3 separate regions of the Mus musculus genome follow, and regions 1 and 2 are each linked to region 3. Evidence: chromatin loops called from intact Hi-C (ENCODE). Cell type or tissue: heart. All regions are shown on one strand. Each heading gives the region's core, and the rest is flanking DNA. Links, peaks and the distances in the headings are about the cores only.

Region 1 (5,934 bases), core at 1,329-5,328, 1.4 Mb before region 3:
AAGAGGGCGTCAGATCTTGTTACAGATGGTTGTGAGCCACCATGTGGTTGCTGGGATTTGAACTCTGGACCTTCGGAAGAACAGTCGGGTGCTCTTACCCACTGAGCCATCTCACCAGCCCCTAGGCTATCTGTCAATACGCTGCAGGACTCTGGCTGTCTCCAAAATGTTCACCAGCATCCCACTGCCCCTACTGCTGGGGCTACAGGCATGCATCATCCAGCTTCTTTACATGGGTGCTGGGGATCTGACTTCTACTCTTTATGTTTATGTCCCAGGTACTTTGCAGACTAAGCATCTCTCCAGCCCTACATTGTCTTAAAGGCACTTGGGAGAAGTTTCATTTGGTAAACCTGAGTTCAGCCCCCAGAATCCAAGGTTTTTGTTTTTGTTTTTTAAATAAGTAGACAACTGTAATTTTGCGACTGGGGAGGCTAAGACAGGATTCCCAGACCAGCCTAGCCTACTTAGCAAGTTCCAGGCCAGCAGAAGATCCTGTCTCAAAATATGGTAGGCAGCACTCCAGTAATAATACCTGAGGTTGGCTTTGAATATGCATGTCACAATGTACCTACACACAAATGCACTGCACACACATGAACACACATACATAAAGGTAAGTTTAAGAGGCAAAGGTAGGAAGATCTGTTCAAAGGCATCCTCTGCTATAGAACAAGACCTTGTCTCAAGAAACAATATCAGGGAGGGGCAGGAGAGGATTGGGAGTGACAATGGAAATCACCAGGGTCATCTCTGGTGACTAGCTGGAGGCCTGGGACTGGAGACGATACGGGGAGTCTATGGGGTGACTCTAGCTGAGATTTCTACCAGAGGGGGATATAAAGTCTGAAGTGACTGCCTCCTGTAGCCAGGCAGGATTTTGTCTTGCCCACAAGATGTGCAGGGATAAAGATGAATCAGAGACTGAGGGAACAGCCAACCAATGATTGCTCCAACTGGAGAACCATTCCATGTGAGAGAGAGCTGGCCCAACACTACTAATGATACTTTGCTATGCTTGCAGACAGGAACCTAGTGTAACTGTCTCCTGATGAGGCTTCATCCAGCAGATGGAGGCAGATACAGAGACCCTCAGCCAAACATCATGAGGAGTCCAAGGAGTCTTGTGGAAGAGTTGGGGATAGAAGTGAGCAAGGAAGAGGGTTCAAAGACACCATGAGAAAAACCACAGCATCAACTAACCTGGGGCCATGGGGCTCACAGAGCCTGGGCCACCAACCAGGGAGCATACAGGAGCTGGACCTGGACCCTACACATTTGTAGCAAATGTGCAGCTTGGTCTTCATGTGGGTCCCCTAACAAGTGGAGTGGGAGCTGTCTGGGTCTGTTTCTTGCCCTTCCCCCTACCTGGACTGCCTGGTTAGGCCTCAGTGGGAGAGGATGTGCCTAGTTCTCCTGGGACTACATGTCCCAGGGTGGGGTGCTACCCAAGGCGGGGGCTACCCTTTCTCTGAAAAGAAGGGAAGTAGGCAGTGGAGGGAGGGATTTGTAAGGTTGGGACTTGGATGACAGAGGGGAGCTGTGTAGGGATGTAAAGGGGGGAAAAAGACAAATAAGTAAAATGTAAAAAACAAAAAAACAAAAACAAAAACCAGGGTCTTTAATCCCAACACTCGGGAGATAAAGGCAGTCGGATCTCTGTGAGCTCAAGGCCAGCCTGGTCTATAGATCAAGCTCCAGACAGCCAAGACTACACAGAGAACCTCTATCTTGAAAGAAACAAAACAAAACCAACACAAACCAACCAACCAACCAAACAAACAAATTTTACTATGTGCCATGCCCTGGATAAATGCTAACTCATTTAATCCCTAAAATATCCCAGTGAGGCTGGTATAATTATGAAATTGCTGCTGGAGTGCGGACAGTATTGGACTTGTGCAAGTGGCCTTGTGAAGTTCAACCCAGGCAGCCTGGCTTTTTCCCCACAGGATCTGGGCTTGACTAAAAAGCACAGTCAAGGAGAAAACACCCTGGGATTGGAGAGTTCAACCTATGGGATAGTCGCTTAAAAAAAAAAAAATCTTTTTCTGAGGCAGTCTATGTAGCCCTGGCTGGCCCTGAACTCCTGAGGTACATACACACACACACACAAAACTTAGTGCTGGGTTTAAAGGTGTGCACCGTACCCAAAGAGGGTCATTTTTGCCTGGGTGAGCAGAGCTGGGGACCTTAGCTATTAGGTGCATCTGGGTGCAGTGGTAAAGAGCTCCCGCCATGAAAGGCAGATCAGAGGCTTAGAGAGCTGGGCTCCTGAAAAGCTTCAATCTGCCCAGGCAAACTGCTCAGGTAAGAGACCCACCAGGTGTTCACACAGTACAGACCGGGCTCAAGTCCAGTTCAGCTGGCTTTGCCCTTCAGTCCATCTTCTACCTGCAGCTGCCCTTCCACCCTCTCTCTGTCACCTGGGCCCAAGGGGCTGCCCCGGGAATCCCCAGACCCATTTCCCTTTTGTCTGCCTGCTGTTTGGGAGAGAGGGTGGCCTGGATTCCCTAATTTCTTGGCTTTCCACTCCACAAACTTTTCCAAGTTACCACACAGTCCCCACTTTCCAACAGAGACTGCTGCCACCCTCAGTTTTCAGATTAGAAGACTGAGGTCTGGATGCTGTATCAGCAATCCTTCTGCTGCGTCATTCCATCCTCACAACCACCGTTCGAGGTAAGTACTGGTTCCTGGTTTTACACACCAGACTCTGGGATGCCTGGAAGACAAGGGGTGAGCTGTGTGACAGACACTGTAGATGGACAGGCATTACAGATGACAGACAGCATGGACAGCCAGGAGGGGCGGCGATATATGAAAATCTGACGGAGTATCAAAGACTGGAAAAGGGACTGGGAACCAGAAAAGGAAGCTGGAATTCATCTTGGGGAGGTTCAGAGCAGAACCTCTTTGCTATTCCTATTTGCTGGAGTGCCCAGGGACCTCCAGCACGGCTAAACCTTTGTTCAGGCTTTCTCCTCCGCTTCAGGATTTTTTATTGTTTGGGTTTGTTGTAGTTGTTTTGAGACAGAGGCTCGCTGTGTAGCCTAGGTTGGCATCCAATTTGTGAGCTATCCTCCAACCAGTCTCCAGAGTGCTGAGACGCATTTACCATCCCACTGTGCAATTTATTTATTTTCTGTCTGAAGAATATTTCCAATTTGGACCGATCCGTGGTAAATCTGCGCCCTTCAGACAGGAAAGCCTTTTTGTCGCCCCCTATAACAACGCCCAACCCCAGTAGGAACGTGACGTGCCCGTGCGCGTGCCCGCGGCTGCGCGACCCGTGGGCAGTCCCGGGACGTGACTTGTGGAACGTCCGCTTCGGGAAGCGATGGCGGCGGGAATGGGGTGTGGGTGCCCGGACCGCGCGCCTCCAGCTTTTGTTGTCCTGGCTTGCTCCACAGTTTGGGCCTGATGCTCTCCTGCCCGTAATTTTAACTTTCCACTGTTTCCGAAGCTTCACCGGAGTCCTGAGGGCTTTTCGTCGCCGAGAACTCCATTCAGGCACTTACTTAGCCACCCATTCACTCTTCAGGGGTCCTCGAGCTTCTGCCCGAAGCTAATTAAGTGATGGACGCAGTAGCCAAGGAGACTAGTTGATTGACAAGCATGATTTACCAACCGACTCTGGAAACTCCAGTCCGTGTTTGCCCAACGCGTGGCCGGCAGTCCAATTAAGAAAGTGGAAGCTCCAAAGGGGGCGGTCACGGGGCGGACTGGGTTGTGGCGATTCCCGAGGATTTGTGCGCTGGAAGCTGAGGCGTCTGCGGGCATCCGCACGATGCCGTGACGCGGCAGCGCTGTCCAGTGGACACCGCGAGCACACTCCGGCGGGTGGAGTCCCTCGGCCCCGGAGGCGGCTTGGCGTGCAGGCAAATTGTTGTTTTCGGGAGCTGTTCTCGAAGCTTTCCGCGGGTGGGGGGAGGGGCGGCGGCCGACGAGCGGGCCTCGTCTGCGCATGCGCCGGCCTCTCCGCCGACTGGGCGGCACGCACGCGCATGCTCAAAGTACGTGGAGTCTCGTGGCCGCCGGCAGTGCGCACGCGCGTCGAGAAGCCCGCTAAGGAGCGGCGCTGTCGGAGGTCGGGCGGGCTGGCGGTGACGTCGTGAGGAGAGCTTTAAAGTGCGGGCCGGGCCGGGCGTCTGAGGGTCCGACCGGGAGTCTGGCGGAGTCTTGGCCGAAGCCCTCCGCGGCATGAGGCGCTGCCGGCGCCTTTTTCCCTCAGGACGCGGAGAAGGTGGAGGAGGAGGAAGCCCCGCTGTAGCTGGTGCTGCATGACCGACCGCGGCTGAGGTTCGACCCCTTCCCGGCCCCTCTACGCCTACCCCTTTGGTCCCTTGAGCCACGCATGGGGGCCTGGCACTGAGGACCCTCGCTTCCCTTTCGGGTCCCTTTCGGGTCCCCTGAGAGCCATGCCGGACCGCCGCGGAGGACCCTAGAGTTGAGTTGGCGGGGGCCATGGCGGCCGCCAGCGGCTACACCGACCTGCGGGAGAAGCTCAAGTCCATGACGTCCCGGGACAACTACAAGGCGGGCAGTCGGGAGGCCGCCGCCGCTGCGGCCGCCGCCGTGGCTGCCGCTGCCGCTGCCGCGGCCGCCGCTGAGCCTTACCCGGCGTCCGGGACCACCAAGCGGAAATACCAGGAGGACTCGGACCCCGAGCGCAGCGACTACGAGGAGCATCAGTTGCAGAAGGAGGAAGAGGCGCGCAAGGTGAAGAGCGGCATCCGGCAGATCCGGCTCTTCAGTCAGGATGAGTGCTCCAAGATCGAGGCCCGCATCGATGAGGTGGTGTCCCGCGCCGAGAAGGGCCTGTACAACGAGCACACGGTGGACCGGGCCCCCCTGCGCAACAAGTACTTCTTCGGCGAGGGCTACACGTACGGGGCCCAGCTGCAGAAGCGCGGGCCGGGCCAGGAGCGCCTCTACCCGCCGGGCGACGTCGACGAGATCCCGGACTGGGTGCATCAGCTGGTGATCCAGAAGCTGGTGGAGCACCGCGTCATCCCCGAGGGCTTCGTCAACAGCGCGGTCATCAACGACTACCAGCCCGGCGGCTGCATCGTGTCCCACGTTGACCCCATCCACATCTTCGAGCGCCCCATCGTGTCCGTGTCTTTCTTCAGCGACTCGGCACTTTGCTTCGGCTGCAAGTTCCAGTTCAAGCCCATCCGGGTGTCGGAACCTGTGCTTTCTCTGCCGGTGCGCAGGGGGAGCGTGACTGTGCTCAGGTAACACACCTGGGAGGAGGGGCTGGCCCTGCACCCTGCCGCCTAAAAGTGTCCACCCGGTTCCGGGGAAGCCACAGCTGGCGGGAGCCGGTTCTTATTATGGTTCTGACTCGCCTTTTTTCTTTTTGCGTGCAAACCATAGGAAGCTTGTGTCTGAAACTCATAGCAGGATAAGACTAATGTGGAATTGTGTACCTGCAGGCAGGTTTGAAGTGGCCATAGTAGCTTATCTGAGAATTCATCTGAAAGCATCTTTCTGAAGACTAGCATAGGAGTTCGAGTTCTATGAATGTGGTCTCCTTGTCTTGCATTTTGTTTTATCGTTTTGGGGGTGGGGATGGGGTGAGGGTCTCAGGTCGCCCAGGCTAGCCTTCAACCTTCTACACAAAGGAGGATGATCTTGAATGTCTGATTCTCCTGTCTTGGCCTCCCAGGTGCTGAGATTACAGATGTGCACTGGCCAGTTTTTTTTGTTGTTGTTGTTGTTGTTGTTGTTGTTGTTGTTTTTTTTTTTTTTTTTTTTTTTTTTTGGTGGTGCCTAGAGAATGAACACAAGGCTTCATGTTTTCCTTTTGGTTTAAAGCAAATCACTTTCGGTTTTGGACCTCATTTCCATATCTTAAAAACCTGTGCTTAACTAAAGTTTTCCCTGTTTTGTTAAGTTTATCTAAAAGTTTTCTCTGTTCTGTTTTTT
Region 2 (5,934 bases), core at 1,329-5,328, 620 kb after region 3:
GCTATATAGTGAGACCTCAAAACAAAAACAAAAACAAACAAACAATCCCCCCCCCCGATATTATGGAATTTTGTTCTATGTTCATTTCGGTACTCAATATAAACAATTTTTACCTTTTAAATTTTTCGAGACACTCTGCTGCATCCCAGTCTGCTGCATCCCAGTCTGCCCTTAGACTCACTAGGTAGCCAGACTGACCTGCAGTTTCCGACCCTCTGTCCTATGTGGCTGAGGATGGTCTCAGCACAGTTTATATGCTGAGGATTCTTTGGGGCCTACCAGGCAAGCACTGTACCAACTGAGTTACATCTTTAGACATTCTTTTGTTTGTTTATTTTTTGAGACAGGGGCATGTTTTGTAGTTTTAGGGTAGCCTAGAATTCACTATGTTGTTTAGGCTGCCCTCAAACTCTTAGCAACCCTTCTGCCCCAGCTCTGCAGGTGCTGGGATTCACAGGCATGAGTGCCTGACTATACATCTTTTAAAATTTCTGACTTATAATAAATTCTGTCTCCTAACTATGTTAAACAAATAGCTACATAGACCAGTGCACACAGGTGCCCACACAGAGGGAGGGTACTACCTGATATGGGGTGCAGGGAACCAAACTGAAGTCCTCTGCAAGAGTAGTAAGGGCCCAATTCCTGAGACATCTCTCTTGCCCCTTAATATTATATTTTAAATATCACCACAGACCTGAAAAGTTACAGTCAGAGCCTGGGCCCTGGCAGCCCTAATTAGTTAGGCGTGACCACCGGTCTTCAATAGGCCAATCAGACAAGTAATAATGAAAAAGAGAAAAGGGAGATTTACCCAATGTGGTGCCACTGGAACGAGGAACAAATAAAGACATACAGTGCCTTCCCCTCAAGTCTATCTTCAAAGAGCCAACATGAGGTTTAGATTTAAATAAAGGGGCTGTAGACACAGCTCAACTGTTAAGAGCATTTGACGCTCTTGCAGTGAACCTGAGTTTGGTTCCCAGCACCCTCATCAGGCAGCTGCTCATAACCACCTATAACTACAGGTTTAGGGGTAACTACAGTTCCAGGGTAACTACAGCTTCAGGGGTATCCAACACCCTCTTCTGGCCACTGCAGACACCTGTGTCCACATGCATGTATGCACACAGAGACACATAATTAAAAATGAGAAAATGGGCTGGTGAGATGGCTCAGCAGGTAAGGGCACTGACTGCTCTTCCAAAGGCCCTGGGTTCAAATCCCAGCAACCACATGGTGGCTCACAACCACCCATAATGAGATCTGACGCCCTCTTTTGGTGTGTCTGAAGTCAGCTACAGTGAATTTATGTATAATAATAAATAATTTTTTTAAATGAGAAAATATTTAAGTATAAGACAGTTGGTTATGTGCATAACTAAGCAGTTGTGATGGAAGTGTGGCCTCCACAGTCCTCACTGTCAGGACTCCAGTTTCTCCTTCAATGTGGTCTGACAAGTTGTCAGACCCGGGTGAAATCTCTACCTGAGAGAGAAATTCCTATAAGGCAAGATCCAGGATTTTAAGCCTTTTTCTTCTCTTAGTGTGAGATTCCTCAGTAAATTCTAATTCCTTGGGGTCTACTGTGTGAGAGGCCTGATAGCCCTAATGGAAGGACATACGTGTCTCAGAATACAAGTGTCTCTTTCCTGCCAGTACAGTTATGGTGGTACACACCTGCAATTCCAGCACTTAGGAGGCAGAGGCAGGAAGATCATGAGTGTGAGGTCATCCTGGGCTATATAATTGAGTTCAAGGCCAGCCTGATCTACATGAGACCCTATTTCAATAAATAAGTCTTTTCCTTTTCCTTCCTTTCTTCCTTATTTTTGTGTTTGAGGCAGGATGTATTCCTGGCTATCCTCGAGCTCAGAGATCCCCTTCCTCTGCCTCCCTAGTTCTGGATTAAAGGCATGTGTCACTGTGTCACTGCTGTCCAGTCAATACATATTTCTCACACGCATTTAGTTTCCACACTCTGGAGGCAGGAGGCAGAGGCAGGGGGGATCTCTGAGATGGGAGGCCAGCCTGGTCTACAGAGCAATACACATACACACACACACAGGTGTATTCATGTGTTTTAGGGCCTAAAGATGACACAATTTTTTTTTCTATTGTGAACAAAAATGGAAAACAGTTCCTTTTTAATTGGAGAAACATTGTTGAACTAACTCAATAAACTTCTAATCTCAAAATTTATACTGTCTTTTTTTTTTTTTAAATCTGTTTATAGAGGGCTGGAGCAGTTAAGAGCACTAGCTGCTCGATTCCCAAGCAGCCACACAAGTACTCAGCAGTCTGTATAGTTCTAGGGTATCTGGTACCCTCCTGAGCTCCTCAGGTACCAGATACACAGGTACTATATAGACATACATACAAGGAAAACACTCAGATATAAAATACTTTTTAAAAAAATCTGTTTACATCATGCTGGGCACGATGGTCCGTGTCTTTAATTCCAACACTCGGAAGACAGAACCAAGAGAATCTCTTGTGAGCTCTTGATTTACATAGTCATCCCAGGCCAACCAGGGCTACAGAGTGATGGCCAGTCTCCAAGGGGTGGGGCTAGGGGTGAACACAGCACAAGCAACAAAAACTATGCTACGGAAAAAAAAATCTATCTTGTCCAGATGCCATTCTTTTGAAATATTATTACTGGGTTGAAGTCACCAAACGATCTACTTTGAAAACAAAACAAACTAGGAAGCAATAACCCGTCTGGCAATTGCTGGAACTTACCCCAATGAAGTCATCGCATCAATCATAAGATCAGCACTCTGGCTGAGTCTGTGCCTCAAAATGTCTGACTCAGACATACTCTGCTTGTTGAAACAAGGTCCGACTCATGCTTCCTAATAAAAATAAAATACTATGCAAAGGAGACATTTTCTGAATTTCAATTCACTTCAAATAAAATTCTACCTGCTCTTTATTCTAGAAAGCAGACTTTGGGCTGGGGAATCAAACTGGAGCTTTTGGTTCATGCTAGGCAAACCAGCTATGTTCCTAACGTTTCCTTCAGTAATATGGTAATAACTCGTAAACCTTTACAGAGTGAAGTTTAATCTGTTAGCGTAGCTAGACTTCTTACTGTACGGAAGCCGGTAGCCTATGCAAACAAAACTGTTTACATGGCCATCCTCGTGACTCCGCATGACAAAGCAATCCGAGCAGTTCTGCTCCTTCCTTGTTGATCTCGATGAGGGAAAAGCAACCACACCCAAAACCTCAGAACCTAGTCCTGAGGTTGAGGTTCTAGGATTAACGGGCCCCTTCCCTTCCTTTGCACAATAGACATCCCAATGGGAGAGGTGGGTGAACCCCGGGTACTGAGTCTAATAGGCATTTCTCCTCTTTCCTTCCTTTGTTTGTAGATTGCTGGGGAGGGAGAGAATCTGTAAGTCCGGCCGGGCTCTGGGCTGGGTCTCTGGCTAAATCCTCAGCTTCCAGCCCGGCAGCCACCCCACTCCCACCCACATCTGGGCCCGTGGGCGGCTAAGCCACAAGACAAAACAACTAAAAACACTGGCTACGGAAGCATCAATGCTCATACTGGAGGGGGCCTGGGCGAAGCTAGAGTCCAGCCAGGGGGAGCAGGGTGAGGTCGCAATTCACCCTGTGGCGTAAAGCCGCCGAGCGATGGGTGCGAGAGAACCACGGGGAACTCGGGACGCGGGGTTCCGGACGCGGGAAGAGAAGACGCCCCTCCCCCACCTCAAGCAGGAAACATCAGTATTTCGCTAAGGCGAGCGCCCGCACATGCGCACTCGGTTACTTAGCAACGTCGACGTTAAACTGCCCGAGAACCGAGCCCAGCAACAATCGAGCGGCCCGCGACCTCCACCAATCAGCGTCGGCCTCATCTTTGACTCCTCACCAATCAGCGCTGGCGCCGCAAGGAGGTTTCCAGAGCTTTCGAGGGAGGGCCCTTTAACTTGGATTCATCCGCGTGATGATTTTTTCAATTTTTTGCACGAGAGGAGACGAGACGCCGGGAATACAGTGTCTCTCGTTTGGTAGTACTCTTTTCTTTGGTTCTGAAGAATCGGGAGCTCGGCAAAAACGCCTAATTGGTCTGGGGGAGGTGGGGGCCCGCGGAACTACTTTCGGTGGCGCAGGAAGACAACAGCTACGTAGGAGTGAGCAGTCACGCAACAGACGCTGCATAAATAGCGGCTCGCGCGGCCACTGAGCTCAGTGACGAGAGGCTTTGTCCGGTTCGGCGGTCTTTCTGTGAGGGTGTTTCGACGCGCTGGGCGGTTTGTGCTTTCATCACATTTGTTAACAGGTATTTGTCTACGGCGTTTGAATCATGGGAGGATTTAGAGAGGGGGCTTACGTGGTGCTAAGCGGGCCTTTTTTTTCTTGGGGTGGGGGAGGGGAGCGAGGTGACGTGACGCGGCAACGGGCCTTCCGGGAAGAGTGGGCCTTGGTCGCGTGCGCGGAGCGGGGGCGGCCCTGGCGCGCGCGCCAGGGAGCTTAACGGACGCTTAACCGATGGAGAGTCCATCGTGGTTATTTCAGTGGGGGGAGGCAGAAAAGAGGTACTTCTCACTCGGGCATTGTTTATTACTTGAATTTTTATCGATGGCTTCTGGTCTGGATATTTTTTATTTTCAATTTATCATGTCTATTGTTAGCGAACTTGGATGCCCCGCAGTTGATGAATGTTCCAAATGCCAGTTTAGTGTTTTGGAAAGGTTTAGCAGTTTGAAACCATGACAAAACAGGTTTTATGTTATGACAAAAAGGGGAGGAGTTTTGAGTAGAAGTATTTTGTAGGGAATCGAAGATTTTAGTAGGCTTTTAAATTTTTACCTTTTAAATTCAAGGTCAAAATGCAGATCTTCGTGAAGACCCTGACCGGCAAGACCATCACCCTAGAGGTGGAGCCCAGTGACACCATCGAGAACGTGAAGGCCAAGATCCAGGATAAAGAGGGCATCCCCCCTGACCAGCAGAGGCTGATCTTTGCCGGCAAGCAGCTGGAAGATGGCCGCACCCTCTCTGATTACAACATCCAGAAGGAGTCAACCCTGCACCTGGTCCTTCGCCTGAGAGGTGGCATGCAGATCTTCGTGAAGACCCTGACCGGCAAGACCATCACCCTGGAGGTGGAGCCCAGTGACACCATCGAGAACGTGAAGGCCAAGATCCAGGATAAAGAGGGCATCCCCCCTGACCAGCAGAGGCTGATCTTTGCCGGCAAGCAGCTGGAAGATGGCCGCACCCTCTCTGATTACAACATCCAGAAAGAGTCAACCCTGCACCTGGTCCTCCGTCTGAGGGGTGGCATGCAGATCTTCGTGAAGACCCTGACTGGCAAGACCATCACCCTGGAGGTGGAGCCCAGTGACACCATCGAGAACGTGAAGGCCAAGATCCAGGATAAAGAGGGCATCCCCCCTGACCAGCAGAGGCTGATCTTTGCCGGCAAGCAGCTGGAAGATGGCCGCACCCTCTCTGATTACAACATCCAGAAGGAGTCAACCCTGCACCTGGTCCTTCGCCTGAGAGGTGGCATGCAGATCTTCGTGAAGACCCTGACCGGCAAGACCATCACCTTGGAGGTGGAGCCCAGTGACACCATCGAGAATGTGAAGGCCAAGATCCAGGATAAAGAGGGCATCCCCCCTGACCAGCAGAGGCTGATCTTTGCCGGCAAGCAGCTAGAAGATGGCCGCACTCTCTCTGATTACAACATCCAGAAAGAGTCGACCCTGCACCTGGTCCTCCGTCTGAGGGGTGGCTATTAATTATTCGGTCTGCATTCCCAGTGGGCAGTGATGGCATTACTCTGCACTCTAGCCACTTGCCCCAATTTAAGTTTAGAAATTACAAGTTTCAATAATAGCTGAACCTCTGTTAAAAAATGTTAATAAAGGTTTTGTTGCATGGTAAGCATATATGGTGTCACTTGTGAAATTC
Region 3 (5,934 bases), core at 1,254-5,253:
TACTCAAAAGACTGAGACAGGATTGCTGTACTTTTAAGGCTAGTAATGACTTCATATCAAAATACTGATTTGAAAATTCAAAAATTAAAAAAAGACAAAACTCATGACAGTAGATTACAAAGTGCATATCTCAAAAGAAAAAATACAATAGACAGGTAAACTGGGGAAACACTAAGGTAATTCTTACAATTGTTTCCATTTTGTTGTGGTGTGTGAGTGGTTTGCCTACATCTATACATGTAGATGCCAAGTGCCAAGGAGGCCAGAGAAGAGTAGGGGAGTCCCTGGACCTGGAGTTACAGATGGTTCTAAGCTGCCATGAAGGTTCTGGGAACTAAACCCAGGTTCTGTGTAAGAACAACATAAGTTCTGAAGGGCTGAGCCACCTCCAGCCCTCTTTTCCTGATTTTAGATTTACCATTTTTAATGAAATATGATAAACCTCTAACAAGAAAGAAAATTAAATTGAAGGATCTTTATGAGGCTGTTTTCAGAGGTTGGGTGTGGTGATACATGCCTATAATCCAAATACTAAATTAGAGGAAGAAGAATGTCCACAAGGTCCCCATCTCAACAGGAAATGCTAAGGCCAGGACTACAAAGCCAGACTGTCTTGACTCCCAACCCCTCAAAAAGGTTGTTTCTAGCTCTCTTGCCACATTCAATCTCCAGAAATCATCTGGAATAATCTTTTTACTCCTTAAGTACATTTATTTATTTTGTGGGAGTGGATGTACCACACAGCACATGTGTGGAGGTCAGAGGACAACTTAATGGGAGTTACTCTTTCCCTCCACCATTGTGGGTCCTGGGGCTCTAACTCTGATGGTTAGGCTGCACAGCAAGGGTCTTTATCTGCTGAGCATCTGGCTCTAGAATAAACTTTCTAAGCAAATAATCAGATCACCCTTTATTGTAAGGTCACCTCTCTTCAAAAGCTTTACAATATATTCTCTCTGCATTTGGAATAAAACTCTCGATAATGTGGTGTCTGCCTATCTGCTTCTCTATGCCTCAGCCACAGTGGCCACCTTGCCTTTCCTAAAGGGCACCAGCTCTTTATTCCTGGTACCTCCAGTGTCTTTCCTGACCTCTCTAAAGTTACATTCTACTACTGATCCTCTAGTTTTACGTTTCAAGGTTACATACTGAATTCTTCTAACATCCAACCAAAATAGGTTTTTCTTCATAAATTAGTCTTTCATTACACATCATTCAATTTGTAAGTATATACACACTTTTTTTTTTGGCCTTATTTATTGCCTGCCTTCAGCATCAATGAGTTTCATAGGTACAGAGACTACGTCCATATAACTATTTCATGACACCCTAAGACAGTGTCTGGCAGACTGGACACTCGACAGTGTGTGTTAAATGAACAGACAGAAGTCTGTTGTTCAACTTGAATTAGTCCCATACTTAGAATGCATTCCCCCCCTTAAAAAACAAGCACCACAACACTGTCAACCTAGGTACATTAACAACTCCAGAGATATTAAGACACTTTACTGATAAAGCTTCCTATTATTTACCAGTTTCATTCATTCCCTCACCTAGCATCAACAGACAGCCTCAGTCCTATGAGGCCTTTAGGAATCATCTGATTCTCAGCTGGAAAAAAAGTGGGTTAACCGGCTGTTTCGGGTTACAGAGTTTATGAAAAAGCTATCACGTGAATACAAGTCTGATTTGGTGTTATGTTTAAAAAAAAAAAAGTCTGTCTGATACATCTTCTCAGTAAGAATGAAGAGATACAACCACCTCCACCTAAAGAGATTTGATTGATCAATTTGTGTATGTATATTTAATGAAATACCATAACCCTTTCCAGGATCAAAATCACCTTGCCTCTACTTTAAAAACTAAGTAAGCTTTTACAACTGGACATCCGAAATCTAAGTAGTTCGTTTATAGTAGCAGCAACGGTCTCAATAATTAGTAAAGTTGCTCAATCATCAAAAGCAGTAGTCTTCTGAATACGGAACTTCAGTAGTAAGAAATTTTATTTTAGGAATAACAGTGGGCCCCCTTCCGCTCTCCACCCCCGCCCCCAAAAGAGGAAACTAGAAAATAGCGCTAGTTGAAGAAATAACAGTTGCACGTGGTTTTAGGTATAACCCCCCCCCCCCAATATTCGGAAAAGTCAAGACTTCCTATAAGTAAAGGGATTTCCTTGATCTTCATCCACAGTGCGCGCGTGGATCACACACACATACAAACCTCCAGAAACCAAACACACCAGGAAAACCTTTTCTTTAGCCAACAGGTGTTAATTTCTATGGGTTTAAGCAGACACTTTTGGCCCAAAGCGACAATGCCCCTCGACCTCGCTTGAGGAGGCCACCTTCTTCCCTGCGGAGTCCCGGGCAGCACACTGCACCGCGGGTGTCGGCGCCGAGGCCGAGCGGCTCATCGAGAGCCTCGCGGCCGCCCTGACAAAACCCTTGCAGGTTTGCTGCCCCACCGCTGCCCGAGACCCGGCTCACCCCCCGCCGGCGACCCCTCGGCTACCTTTCCGCCGGAAGAAGGACATGGCGGGGCCCGGGTCGGGGCGGAGGGCGCGGGGGGAGTGTCGCGGGGAGGGCCCGGCTCCCCTCATTCAGCAGCTGGCCGGGACTTCCGGGGCCGCAGGAGCCGCTGCACTAGTCCGAAAACAGCCCCTTCTTCCGGGTGTGGGCGCTGCCGCCACCTCGGGATGCCCCGGCAGCTGCTGCCGCCATGTTATCAACAAGCCACCCGCTTAGAGTTCCGGTCCGTCCGCGCGCGGGGCTTCACGGGAGGCCCCGGCCCCGCCTCCTCCTGCGCACCTCCTCCCGCGGGGCCGGGGCGCGCGCCCGCTCAGCCCACGTGACCTGGCGTCCTCGAGTCCGCGAGCCCTTCCCCCTGGAGGCTTCGGATGACAGCGTCTCTTTGCTGAACCTCCTCCTCTTCGGGAAGCCCCCGCCAGCACTGCTGCGCAGCCTTTTCGCGGAATCTTGCTAAATGCCGCAGGCTGCTTGGCAGCTTTACCCTGCCAGGTCCCCGGGGGATGCAGGCGAGCCTGCAGGACGAGGAGCTGCTCTTATGTAGCTCCCGAAGCTCCCTCCCTCAAAGTGACCTCAGGAAGGAAGGAGAAAAAGAGTGGTAGGCTCATTTTCAGATGAAATCCCTACAGATGCTCAAAACAGAAAGAGCCAGCAACCTGAGCCTCAACAGAGGGCTATTTCTTCCGTTCTTATTCGAAAGCCACCTTCCTATAAATCTTCTGGCTTTCTTAAAGCTTACCCACCTTTAGCGCCCTGGATGGATGGCCACTATAGCTACAACTACTGTCAAAAGCGAACCAGGAACTCGTGATGCACACAGTTGCTGATTTTTATGTTGGATCAGCAAAGTCTACCTGAGACAGAAGGAAAAACAAGTGCAGAAGCGGCAACTTGCCTGATTATTCGGTGTGTTAAAACAGGAACTAAGTAAAGCCTGGAGTCTTAACCATATTATTAGAGCAGGTTAATAAGTTTGCTAGTTTTGTTTCCAAGCCTGTTTGCTAAATGATGAAAAACCATCATAGCTAAACTTATTTATAACATCGTGCACAGATACCATACTAAACCCTCCAGGTTAGTAACAGTCTTTAAACTTGCTCTTGGTATGGAGGAAACTAGGCCAGCTTTCAAGGTCACGCTGGGCAGGAACTGAAAAGGAGAGCAGGGCTGTGGTTGCCCCATGTGAGGTAATGGTGTGGAGGTCTGAGATGATTTGGAAATGAATATTACACTCTGGGCATACCCCTCCCCTATTCCCACCCACTGCCCACCCTTGAAAACCTTTCCTTGCCTAAGAATATTAAGGCAAGCCAGGGGAGGTGCTCTGGTGGTGAAAGCCTTTAACACACTTGGAAGGCAGAAAGAAGCCAGTGGATCACTGAGTCCCAGGTCAGCTTGATTTACTTAGGGAATTTTAGGCCAAGGTGAGACTGTGTCTCAAACAGATAAAAACAAAACAAGGCGTTGAACGATGGCTTAGCAATTAGGAGCACAGACAACACTTGCAAAGGATCCACAGTTAGAGTATCTACTCTGTTCTTAGGCAGAATGGGTGGTGTGTCTTACATTATTCCTTTGCCTTTCCCTTCTGGAGTTCCAGTCTTGGCAGAGACTGTTTTGTATTTGTTAACTATTGGTTAGCTGATCAGGGCAGGAGGAACACCAGACGAATGAGTGAGAAAAATCCCTTAAATGAGCAAAAAGTCAATGGGGTTGAGGGGAGGGCTCTGGCTCCATTAGGATTTCTAGAATCCTTACTCATTCTCTCAGGCTAAATAAACATAAATCAGTGTTGAGGAAGTGTTTTTCAACTCAATTTCCAATGAGGTTTATTCTTTGAGCCCCCCCTACCAGAGATTCTGGAGTTGCTTTTATTCTCTGTGAGAAATAGATTGTTACAGTCCATTTACAGATAAGAAGAAAGCAATAGGCCCCCTAGCTGGTGGCTGGTGCAGGCTTGTCACAGAACTCTAAAAAAGTTACAGGTAGTCTGCTACCCTATTGCTCATGGTCAGAAAAGGAGGAGGGGTGCTATCTCAAGCCCCAAACTATTCATTAGATAAGGTTTTGTGTCCTAAAACAATAACATGGGAAATTTGGGAAAGGGGCAAGTTCTAGCCAATGGAGACAAGAATAGAATTAGAGGGAACTTAAAACCCCTCCAGATTGGGGGGACCTTAAAAATCACTGCCTTGTACCAAAGCATTGCACCAGAAATTTTTGACTTTTCTTTTTGCTGGCATCCCTTTCTGCAGAATTGTATATTTAAAAACTGCTTCGTTTTGTTAGTTCCTTGAATAAGTTTTATTATTTCCACTATCTCTCAGACAGCTAGACATAGCAGTCAGCTAATCGAAATCATTATTTACTAAGAACTTGTGATGTACTCTCTATGTTCCTAGCACTTTACAATTAAGACTTTTCATAATCCTTCACACATACACCTCACCACCACCCCACAAGAGATCCTGCCACCATCATGTCTTGTTTATAGAGGATGGTTTGGGTTTCTTTGTAATGACCTAGGATCTCAATGGTAATACAAGATAGAGAAAGGAAGGAAGGAAGAAGGGTTGTTGGTGAAGCTGTGACTCCCACTTCAGGAAGTCTTACTGTAGTTATAACCACTCCAGACAACTTGTACCTGCTTTGGAAGACCCCAATCTGGGCAAGATATGCTCAGAACTGTAGAACTCAAAAGAAGTAGGTGAGGACACCTGATGCCCTGTTCTGGCCTCTGCATGCACACACACACACACACACACACACACACACACACACACACACTCACACACACTCACACACACACACACACACACACACACACAGAGAAGCATGTTTACCCCTAACATAGAGGTCCAGTTGTAGGTGATCAAACAAATCAGTTAAAAATAAAGTTAAAGCTCAAAGGTTGGATAAGTCCCAAGATATTTCTGTCAGCCCTTGCCCTGCTGTGTCACATGACAACAACAATTATGCACTCTTGCTTCTGAACACACAAAACACGATGCACTTAGGAATCTGAGGGAGTACTTTCCCACATAGAACTCCACCAATAAATGATGCTTGAAACCCCTCAGATCAGAGTTAAGACTACTGGATATTATGAATTGCAGTGTTATTTACTGTACTTATCAAGTTTCCTGATGCTATAGAAATACAATGTCTTCACTGTGGAAAACAAAGTGTTCAATATTTCCTACCATCATGCCACAGCATGGAAATATCAAAGTAGTGTATCTTTGGATTGTGTTGTGTTAGAACATCTGATTTTCAAATTTTCTGTTTGATTTTCTTATATATATATATATATATATATATATATATATATATATATATATGCCGTTAACAGAGAGATTCTCAAAAACTCAGAAATGGCCCCAAACATGCATAGTTTGTTGTACTATGC

Evidence for each region. Peaks named below come from ENCODE experiments on the same cell type or tissue, not always from the same donor. Only the 100,000 strongest peaks of a DNase experiment are listed, where the experiment ranks them.
Region 1: it touches region 3 in a loop (17-fold over the local background); 1 of 42 quality-filtered maps calls a loop at or near these places.
Region 2: it touches region 3 in a loop (4-fold over the local background); 1 of 42 quality-filtered maps calls a loop at or near these places.

What each region holds. Positions count from the first base shown.
Region 1 is chr11:60,533,956-60,539,889 of GRCm38, forward strand. It overlaps Alkbh5 (alkB homolog 5, RNA demethylase), which reads left to right and starts at 3,728. Exons shown (of 4, transcript NM_172943.4): 1 at 3,728-5,240. The coding sequence starts at 4,468. In heart, for the core only: a CTCF peak has its summit at 3,219; DNase peaks (open chromatin) are centred at 3,306, 3,686, 4,026, 4,936 and 3 weaker places; H3K4me3 peaks cover 3,275 bases; H3K27ac peaks cover 3,577 bases.
Region 2 is chr11:62,547,302-62,553,235 of GRCm38, forward strand. Ubb (ubiquitin B) reads left to right here and starts at 3,870. Exons shown (of 2, transcript NM_011664.4): 1 at 3,870-4,294; 2 at 4,839-5,912. The coding sequence starts at 4,845. The coding sequence ends at 5,762. In heart, for the core only: no CTCF peak of the experiment used is centred there; DNase peaks (open chromatin) are centred at 2,560, 3,200, 3,750 and 4,180; H3K4me3 peaks cover 2,695 bases; H3K27ac peaks cover 2,653 bases.
Region 3 is chr11:61,927,478-61,933,411 of GRCm38, forward strand. It overlaps Akap10 (A kinase (PRKA) anchor protein 10), which reads right to left and starts at 2,780. Exons shown (of 15, transcript NM_019921.3): 1 at 2,512-2,780. The coding sequence starts at 2,599. In heart, for the core only: a CTCF peak has its summit at 2,888 (motif pointing left); a DNase peak (open chromatin) is centred at 2,864; H3K4me3 peaks cover 2,602 bases; H3K27ac peaks cover 2,330 bases.